Linked DNA regions of Homo sapiens: region 1 is linked to region 2. The links are chromatin contacts, found by Hi-C or POLR2A ChIA-PET in ENCODE. All regions are on one chromosome and are shown on one strand. The core of a region is the stretch at or near the end of the contact, and the rest is flanking DNA. Distances in the headings are between cores, read along the strand shown.

Region 1 (3,843 bases), core at 1,266-3,765, 1.1 Mb before region 2:
GGGAAGTGTTAGAGAAATTGGTGGATAACAGAAGGAGTGGTATCAAAGGCATTTCTGGGAGGGAAGGTCACAGAATCATTGCAACAGAGACATCAAGCTGAAGATTATGTATGGATAGATAAGAGTGCATAAAATTATAGTTAAAAAGCTCACTTTCCAAATGCTGATTGGCTAAAGGGAAATTACAAAGTACACAAATTAGTTTAGCTCTCAGTCTTTTAATTTAAGGAAAAGTTTAGGAATGGAGTCAGTTTTTTCAAGTCACTAATAATGGTAAGTCTCATAGTGCCTTTTTCATTCAGATTTTTTGTCTTCTTTTCCCCTCCACAGATTGATCATTCTTAGAAGAGCTGCTGTAACACATAGGGGAAGTGAAAACTAACAGATGAAAGTTTTGTCATGCACTGAAAGAAAAGCATTGTCTGTGAAGTTCTATTTTTAAAAATGTCTGCTTGTAACACCTTTACTGAACATGTTTGGAAACCTGGTGAATGCAAGAATTGCTTTAAACCTAAAAGTTTGCACCAGCTTCCCCCAGACCCTGAGAAGGCACCCATCACCCATGGCAATGTGAAAACTAATGCCAATCACAGTAACAACCACCGCATCAGGAACACGGGCAATTTCCGGCCTCCTGTGGCTAAAAAACCCACTATAGCTGTGAAGCCCACTATGATAGTGGCAGATGGGCAAAGTATATGTGGTGAGCTTAGCATCCAAGAACACTGTGAGAACAAACCTGTCATCATAGGGTGGAACCGAAACAGAGCTGCCTTGAGTCAGAAACCACTTAACAATAATAATGAAGATGATGAAGGAATTAGCCATGTTCCTAAGCCTTATGGCAATAATGATAGTGCAAAGAAGATGTCAGATAACAATAATGGACTAACTGAAGTGTTAAAGGAGATAGCAGGCTTGGATACTGCCCCTCAGATAAGAGGAAATGAAACAAACTCCAGAGAAACATTCTTGGGAAGAATAAATGATTGCTATAAACGATCATTGGAAAGAAAGCTTCCACCAAGTTGCATGATAGGTGGGATAAAGGAAACTCAGGGCAAGCATGTTATTCTGAGTGGGAGCACAGAAGTGATTAGTAATGAAGGGGGCCGGTTCTGTTACCCAGAGTTTTCCAGTGGCGAGGAGAGTGAAGAGGATGTACTTTTCAGTAACATGGAGGAGGAGCACGAGAGTTGGGATGAGAGTGATGAAGAGCTGTTGGCCATGGAGATTCGCATGAGAGGGCAACCTCGCTTTGCCAACTTCAGAGCAAACACATTGTCTCCTGTTCGATTCTTTGTGGACAAAAAATGGAATACCATCCCCCTGCGAAACAAGTCTCTGCAGAGAATCTGTGCTGTGGACTATGATGACAGCTATGATGAAATCCTGAATGGTTATGAGGAAAATTCTGTGGTCTCTTATGGACAAGGAAGCATTCAGAGCATGGTGTCATCTGACTCCACATCACCAGATTCTTCTTTAACAGAAGAATCACGTTCTGAGACAGCCAGTAGTTTATCCCAGAAGATTTGTAATGGGGGATTATCTCCTGGTAACCCAGGAGATTCTAAGGACATGAAGGAAATTGAGCCCAATTATGAAAGTCCCTCTAGTAATAATCAGGATAAAGATTCATCACAGGCTTCCAAAAGCTCAATAAAAGTTCCAGAGACCCACAAAGCAGTCCTTGCTCTCCGATTAGAAGAGAAAGATGGCAAGATTGCTGTACAAACTGAGAAGGAAGAAAGTAAAGCCTCTACAGATGTTGCTGGGCAAGCAGTAACCATAAACCTTGTCCCCACAGAAGAGCAAGCAAAACCTTACCGAGTTGTGAACCTGGAACAGCCATTGTGCAAGCCATATACTGTCGTGGATGTGTCAGCAGCCATGGCCAGTGAGCACCTCGAGGGCCCTGTTAACAGCCCCAAGACAAAAAGCTCATCCTCTACTCCAAACTCTCCAGTTACATCATCTTCATTGACACCAGGACAAATAAGTGCCCATTTCCAAAAATCCAGTGCAATTCGATACCAAGAAGTATGGACTTCTAGCACCAGTCCACGACAAAAGATACCTAAAGTAGAACTAATTACTAGTGGAACTGGACCAAATGTTCCTCCAAGGAAAAACTGTCACAAATCAGCACCTACATCACCCACAGCTACAAACATTTCCTCCAAAACCATCCCTGTTAAGTCACCTAATTTGTCTGAAATTAAATTTAATAGTTATAACAATGCTGGTATGCCACCTTTTCCAATTATCATTCATGACGAGCCAACTTATGCTCGGAGTTCCAAAAATGCTATCAAAGTTCCCATTGTTATCAATCCAAATGCATATGACAATCTAGCTATCTACAAAAGTTTTCTGGGAACAAGTGGAGAACTCTCAGTGAAGGAAAAAACCACAAGTGTAATAAGCCATACTTATGAAGAAATAGAAACAGAAAGCAAAGTGCCTGATAACACCACTAGCAAAACCACTGACTGTCTTCAAACTAAAGGGTTTTCAAACAGCACAGAGCATAAAAGGGGCTCAGTGGCTCAGAAGGTTCAAGAGTTTAACAACTGTCTCAACAGAGGTCAGTCTTCACCACAGAGAAGCTATAGTTCCAGCCACAGCTCCCCAGCAAAGATCCAGAGAGCCACTCAAGAGCCTGTGGCCAAAATAGAAGGCACTCAGGAGTCTCAGATGGTGGGCAGCAGCAGCACCAGAGAGAAAGCAAGCACAGTGCTTTCTCAGATTGTGGCTTCAATCCAACCCCCACAGTCTCCTCCAGAAACACCTCAATCTGGCCCTAAAGCTTGCAGTGTGGAAGAGCTTTATGCCATTCCTCCAGATGCTGATGTTGCTAAGAGCACACCTAAGAGTACGCCAGTCCGGCCCAAATCTCTCTTTACATCTCAGCCTAGTGGTGAGGCTGAAGCACCTCAGACCACAGACAGTCCTACCACCAAAGTACAGAAAGACCCATCCATAAAGCCAGTCACCCCCTCTCCCTCCAAATTAGTGACTAGCCCCCAAAGTGAGCCACCAGCTCCCTTTCCCCCGCCACGCTCTACTTCTTCTCCTTACCATGCAGGTAACCTTTTGCAGAGGCATTTCACCAACTGGACCAAGCCAACCAGCCCTACCAGGTCAACAGAAGCTGAATCAGTTTTGCACTCTGAAGGCAGCAGGCGGGCAGCTGATGCAAAACCTAAGCGCTGGATATCATTTAAAAGCTTCTTCCGCCGTCGGAAAACAGATGAGGAGGATGACAAAGAGAAAGAGCGAGAGAAAGGGAAACTGGTGGGCCTGGATGGCACAGTCATTCACATGCTGCCTCCTCCTCCAGTTCAGCGCCATCACTGGTTCACAGAGGCGAAAGGAGAGTCCAGTGAGAAACCAGCCATTGTCTTCATGTACAGGTGCGACCCTGCTCAAGGCCAGCTCAGTGTGGATCAGAGCAAGGCTAGGACAGACCAGGCAGCAGTCATGGAGAAGGGTAGAGCAGAGAATGCATTACTACAGGACTCAGAGAAGAAGAGGAGTCATTCTTCTCCATCACAGATTCCTAAAAAGATTCTCAGGTATGTAAAATAGACTGGAAGAATATGGGAATTTTTTAACACATTTTCAGGTGCTAAGTTTTTTATATCTTTTAAGATTGCATAAGAACCATTTCTGTTTGTAAGTAGCACTCTGTGGCCATCATCTATCTTTATAACTGCATTCCAAGATTAGAATAGTATTAAAGTGATCTTACTGCACTGAACAAGGTTTATAGCCCTGGATCTTTGGCTTAAGTAGCCTACTGCATTCTGGTGAATGCAGAGGAACTTTAGCATAGAA
Region 2 (3,981 bases), core at 790-3,289:
AATACACATCCATAGCTGAATGCAGAGATTCCAAGAACTTTGAATGCATAATTGCTACAATCATAGAGAGACTGGATTACGAGCCACGGCTGGTACGGATGGATTCCTTCCTCCCATTAAGGCACTCACAGGCAAGTGTGATAGACAATGTTGCTCTGATGACTGGCAGTGAGACCAGAAGATAGTGTGAAGGGCAGCAAGGAGGGTAGGGTGGGATGCGATAATGGAAAATGGGAGTGATTCATTCTACTTAATGCATATACGTTTTATGGGTTTAAATCTGGAGGGAAACAACTTTTTAAACTCAACTCCTTGTGTGTGAGAATTAAATGGAAGCACATCTTGGACCCCACTTTTTATAGGTTTAGTGCCACCTCAAAAAATTCCATACTGATCCATTCTGAAACAACTGCTTTTCTTACTGGAAAGCCACAAAGTTGGTGCAGAATCTATGAAATGGAAAATTAGACCCAAGCCAACATGCTCATGCATAAGCTTGATTTTAATGAAAAGGTACACGGAGCAGCCGCACCTGGAGGAAAAGCCCCCTCAGGGCTCCCCACCTCCAGTATCCCCATGTGCTTGAGTTTGCATCCTTACCCTGTCCCTGACTGTGTGACCTTGGGCAAGTTAGTTAACCTTTCTAAGTCCTGGCTTGTTCATCTTCAACATGGACATAGCAGGTTTGCTGTGAGGACTAAATGAGCTCATACACAAATAGTTTTAGCTCAGTACCTGGTACATATGAACATTTAAGAAACATGTCCTTCTCGTGATTAGATGTGACACTCTGACCATTTTAGAAGCAATTACGGTTCAGCTATCATATCCCAACATCTTGTGATAACCATTTTCATTTTTTGCTTCTAGCTCTTACTATTCTTTTCATCACAATATTTTAGGGTGGAGGTATTTGGGGGAGGAGGTAAGCAGTTATATACATCCCATTTTCCCACTGTTGTTCAAAGCAAGGTGAAAAGCCAGGGAAATAAACACATGCACTGAAGAGAAATTCAGTCTTTAGGATATGATGTGATAGGTGTATGGAATATAAACAAATCATATAATTTCAACCTCTCACATATAGGGCATCAAATCATAGGTAGGTCTTATTTTAAAAGAAAAGCCAAGCAGCATTAAAGAGGATAGAGGGAACCCATATGGGCCTATTGCTAGCTCAGTATTGGTGACTGTGAAACAGGGATGGGTGAGCTAGATTACGGGGGTGTTTCATGGGGTCTGACTTCCAACAGGTGGCTAGCTTTAGTCATGTTCAGATGCAAAACCGTAATGAGTTTGAGTATGCAAGTCCCAGGGATTCTGTTGAAGGCCATCTTTTCTCGGCCATCAAGGGAGACAATTTTCTAGGTTTAAGCCTCCCTGGCAAGTTAGCAAGCAGGGAACTGCCTGCCCTAGCTTGCACCTGTCCCCTGAAGGGGATTCTGGCCTGACGGTGAAGACCCACCATCCCTTCCAGACAGCCCATTCTGCCGCTGGGGCACCTCCCGACAAACGGGGGAAGCCCACTAGGAAGTGGTCACGACCAACCAAGCCACAAATCCTCAGGGTGTGGGATTTCCACCTCTATACCACGTCTGAAAACCGAAAATAGGCGCCCGCTTGCCATACTGCAATGGGATTCCCCCCAGCAGCAACCCCCCCCTCCAGCTTGCATGTTTTATTAATAAATGCAAGATGGCACACGGAGGCAAAGAATGGGAGGTAAGGCATCTGCAGCTGGACCCGAACCAGGGCAGTTTGCAAAAATAAATAAGAAGCATGTGACAAGAAGCAGGTCTCCAGGCTGGAGCTGAAGCCCTGGGCTGCCCCACGCACCCTCGCCTGGCTCCCCCGGCCAGGGGGATGAAGGTCAGCGGCAAGATCCCAGCCCTTCCGAGCACGCATCCTGCAAACCTTGACCGGTCCCCCCACCCCCCGCCCCGACCACAAGACTCGGGCAGTGAGGCAGGGGAAGCTCTGGCCGCGGCCGGCTGCGAGGACACATACCTGCTGCCCGGGCTCGGGATTCGCTCGGCTCTGCAGCGGCGCCGGCCGCGGCTCGCGCTCCCGGGGCTCCCCTCTCCGCCCCCCCGCCCCCTCGCGGCCCCGCCGCTCCCTCCGCCCCTCCGCCCACCGCGCTCGGGGGCGCGCGCGAGGCCTCGCGCCGGCGGCTTGGCCGAGCCCGCGCCTGCGCCCTCGCCTCCCGCCGGCCGCGCGCGCGCGCCCCCGAGGCTGCGGAACGGCGGCGCGGCTGTCTAGGAAACCGCGGCGTCGGCTGGCAGGGGCTGGCGGCCTGAGCTGGGCAGGGGGCGGAGGCGGGGGCTCGGCTGTCTCCGGGGCTGCCACGCAGAGCGGGCTTCGTGGCGTGGGTGAGGGGGTCGCGGGGCAGGGTCGGGGCCTGAGTGCGAGCGTGTGGAGAGGCGAGGGGGCCGCGAAGGGTGGGTTTGACGGGGACGCAGGCGGGGCGCAGAAGCAACAAGTGCGGAGGCCGAGGGCGTCGCTCGGGGAAGCGGAGGACCCCCGCGGGATTTCGTACAGCTGAGAATGGGAACCTCCCGTCGCTTTGGCGCAGCGCTTTGCAGTTTCCAGAGCTCTTTCCCAGTTGCTCCGTTTCATCCGCGCGGGGCGCCCGGTGAGGGAGCGGATGGCACGCAGTGCCCGCTGCGCTTGGAGGCCACCGAGGGGAAAACACCTCTTTCTGTGTGGCCGGAGTCATAGCACGGTCAGAGTGCCTTGACTCTCAGTTGGCTGCCTGGGAGAAAAATACCTGTCAGTACATTCATTTGATGGCCTCAGCTCAGGACCCTTGTAGGACCGTGTTTCTCCTCTTTTTCCGTTTTTCGTTATCTGACTCTTAAAAAGGCTTTTTACACGTCCCCATCTCCTTTCCCCGTGAAATCCCAGTACCGCAGATACACTGTCGACCTGCTTATGTGCTGTATGTGTTATCCGTGCTTGATGCATAAAAAGTAACATTGCGCCCCTTGGAGGCAGCATCGCCCCGGTGGAGAAGCCTGTCCTAGGGCCATGATTGCCAGTTACCGGGTGGGTTAAACGGAACCACTGAGCAATCTGGATGCACCCACAGATATTCTCTGTGGTTAAAAAAAAAGTCCTCACCCATAATGGGTACTACTCTAATTAATGTTTGCAAGGGCTGCTGTGAATACGGCCATTTAAGCAGCTTCTGGATTCATAGTAGCTTATTATCGTTTGTCTTCTCCACCAATTCTTGCTAAAAATATAGCCATTTTCCTATAGGGTGTTGCGATTTTTATCTTAAAATATTTGAAAAGATGGGAAACCCTTGTTTCTAGGACACGGAGTTTCAGAATGGCTTTTGGCTCTGCAGATAGGTTTGATTTCTGATTCTTGTACCTCTTCTAAAGTGTTTTTATTTGATTAGGTCCAGTTGGCCTCCCAGGAATGTCCTTTGTCTTTTCTTCCTGCCGTAGCTTTTTTAGTATGGATAAAATGAAAATGGTAGAGTTGAAGGACTTCAAAACCACCTCTTGGAATTGCCCCACGGTCTTGGACTACCTTCCCTGGATTATACGGGAATATCTATACAGGGAGTATCTACTTTTGGCAAACTGAGAAAAAAATGTAAAATTTCTTCAGATCCTCCTTCGCCTTTCAGCATTTCCTACTCATCTCTAATCTCTAATGGTGGAATTTCAGAGGAAGAAACACTTGGAGATGATACTTGTGGAAGCTACCTGGGTTGCCAAAGGATTTTTCTACATTTCTAGACGGAAGAAATGTGGACTAGAATAGAGAAAGTGGAGATGGGTTAAGAAAAATTAATGGAGGATGCACGGGAGGGGAGCTATAGTTTTCTGACAGTCAGTGACAGCATTTTAACTAGGTACACTTTCTTTAGAAAAAGCTTTGGCATAGCTTGCCCAGATTGTTATCCACTCCATTTTCCACCTTAGTAGAACTCTACTTAAGATTTGATTGAAACTATTGAGAAGCATC

What was found. Hi-C counts contacts between places; a loop is a spot of excess contacts on that map. ChIA-PET counts read pairs that join two places held with the same protein, here RNA polymerase II (POLR2A). Pooled maps may share reads with other maps.
Region 1: a loop to region 2 is called in a map with no recorded cell type, with 4 times the contacts of the local background. The contact joins the enhancer-like site here to the promoter of TMEM266 in region 2. A Hi-C loop is called at or near these places in 1 of 37 single-sample maps with no recorded cell type and 2 of 50 pooled maps. POLR2A ChIA-PET finds 5 or more read pairs at or near these places in 1 of 52 experiments (activated T-cell).

The regions. Positions count from the first base shown.
Region 1 is chr15:77,178,528-77,182,370 of GRCh38, reverse strand. PEAK1 (pseudopodium enriched atypical kinase 1) reads left to right here. Exons shown (of 10, transcript NM_001385026.1): 7 at 331-3,581. The coding sequence starts at 445. Among named protein-coding and RNA genes, the nearest start is that of LINC00597, 45 kb to the left of the region's middle. RefSeq lists enhancers at 446-535, 2,377-2,516. Within about 2 kb of position 2,515, at least 4 of the 41 ENCODE cell types and tissues checked have a DNase peak (open chromatin) inside an H3K27ac peak, as active enhancers do.
Region 2 is chr15:76,058,043-76,062,023 of GRCh38, reverse strand. It overlaps TMEM266 (transmembrane protein 266), which reads right to left and starts at 2,039. Exons shown (of 11, transcript NM_152335.5): 1 at 2,008-2,039. It also overlaps a transcript of NRG4 not described here. RefSeq lists a silencer at 2,997-3,046.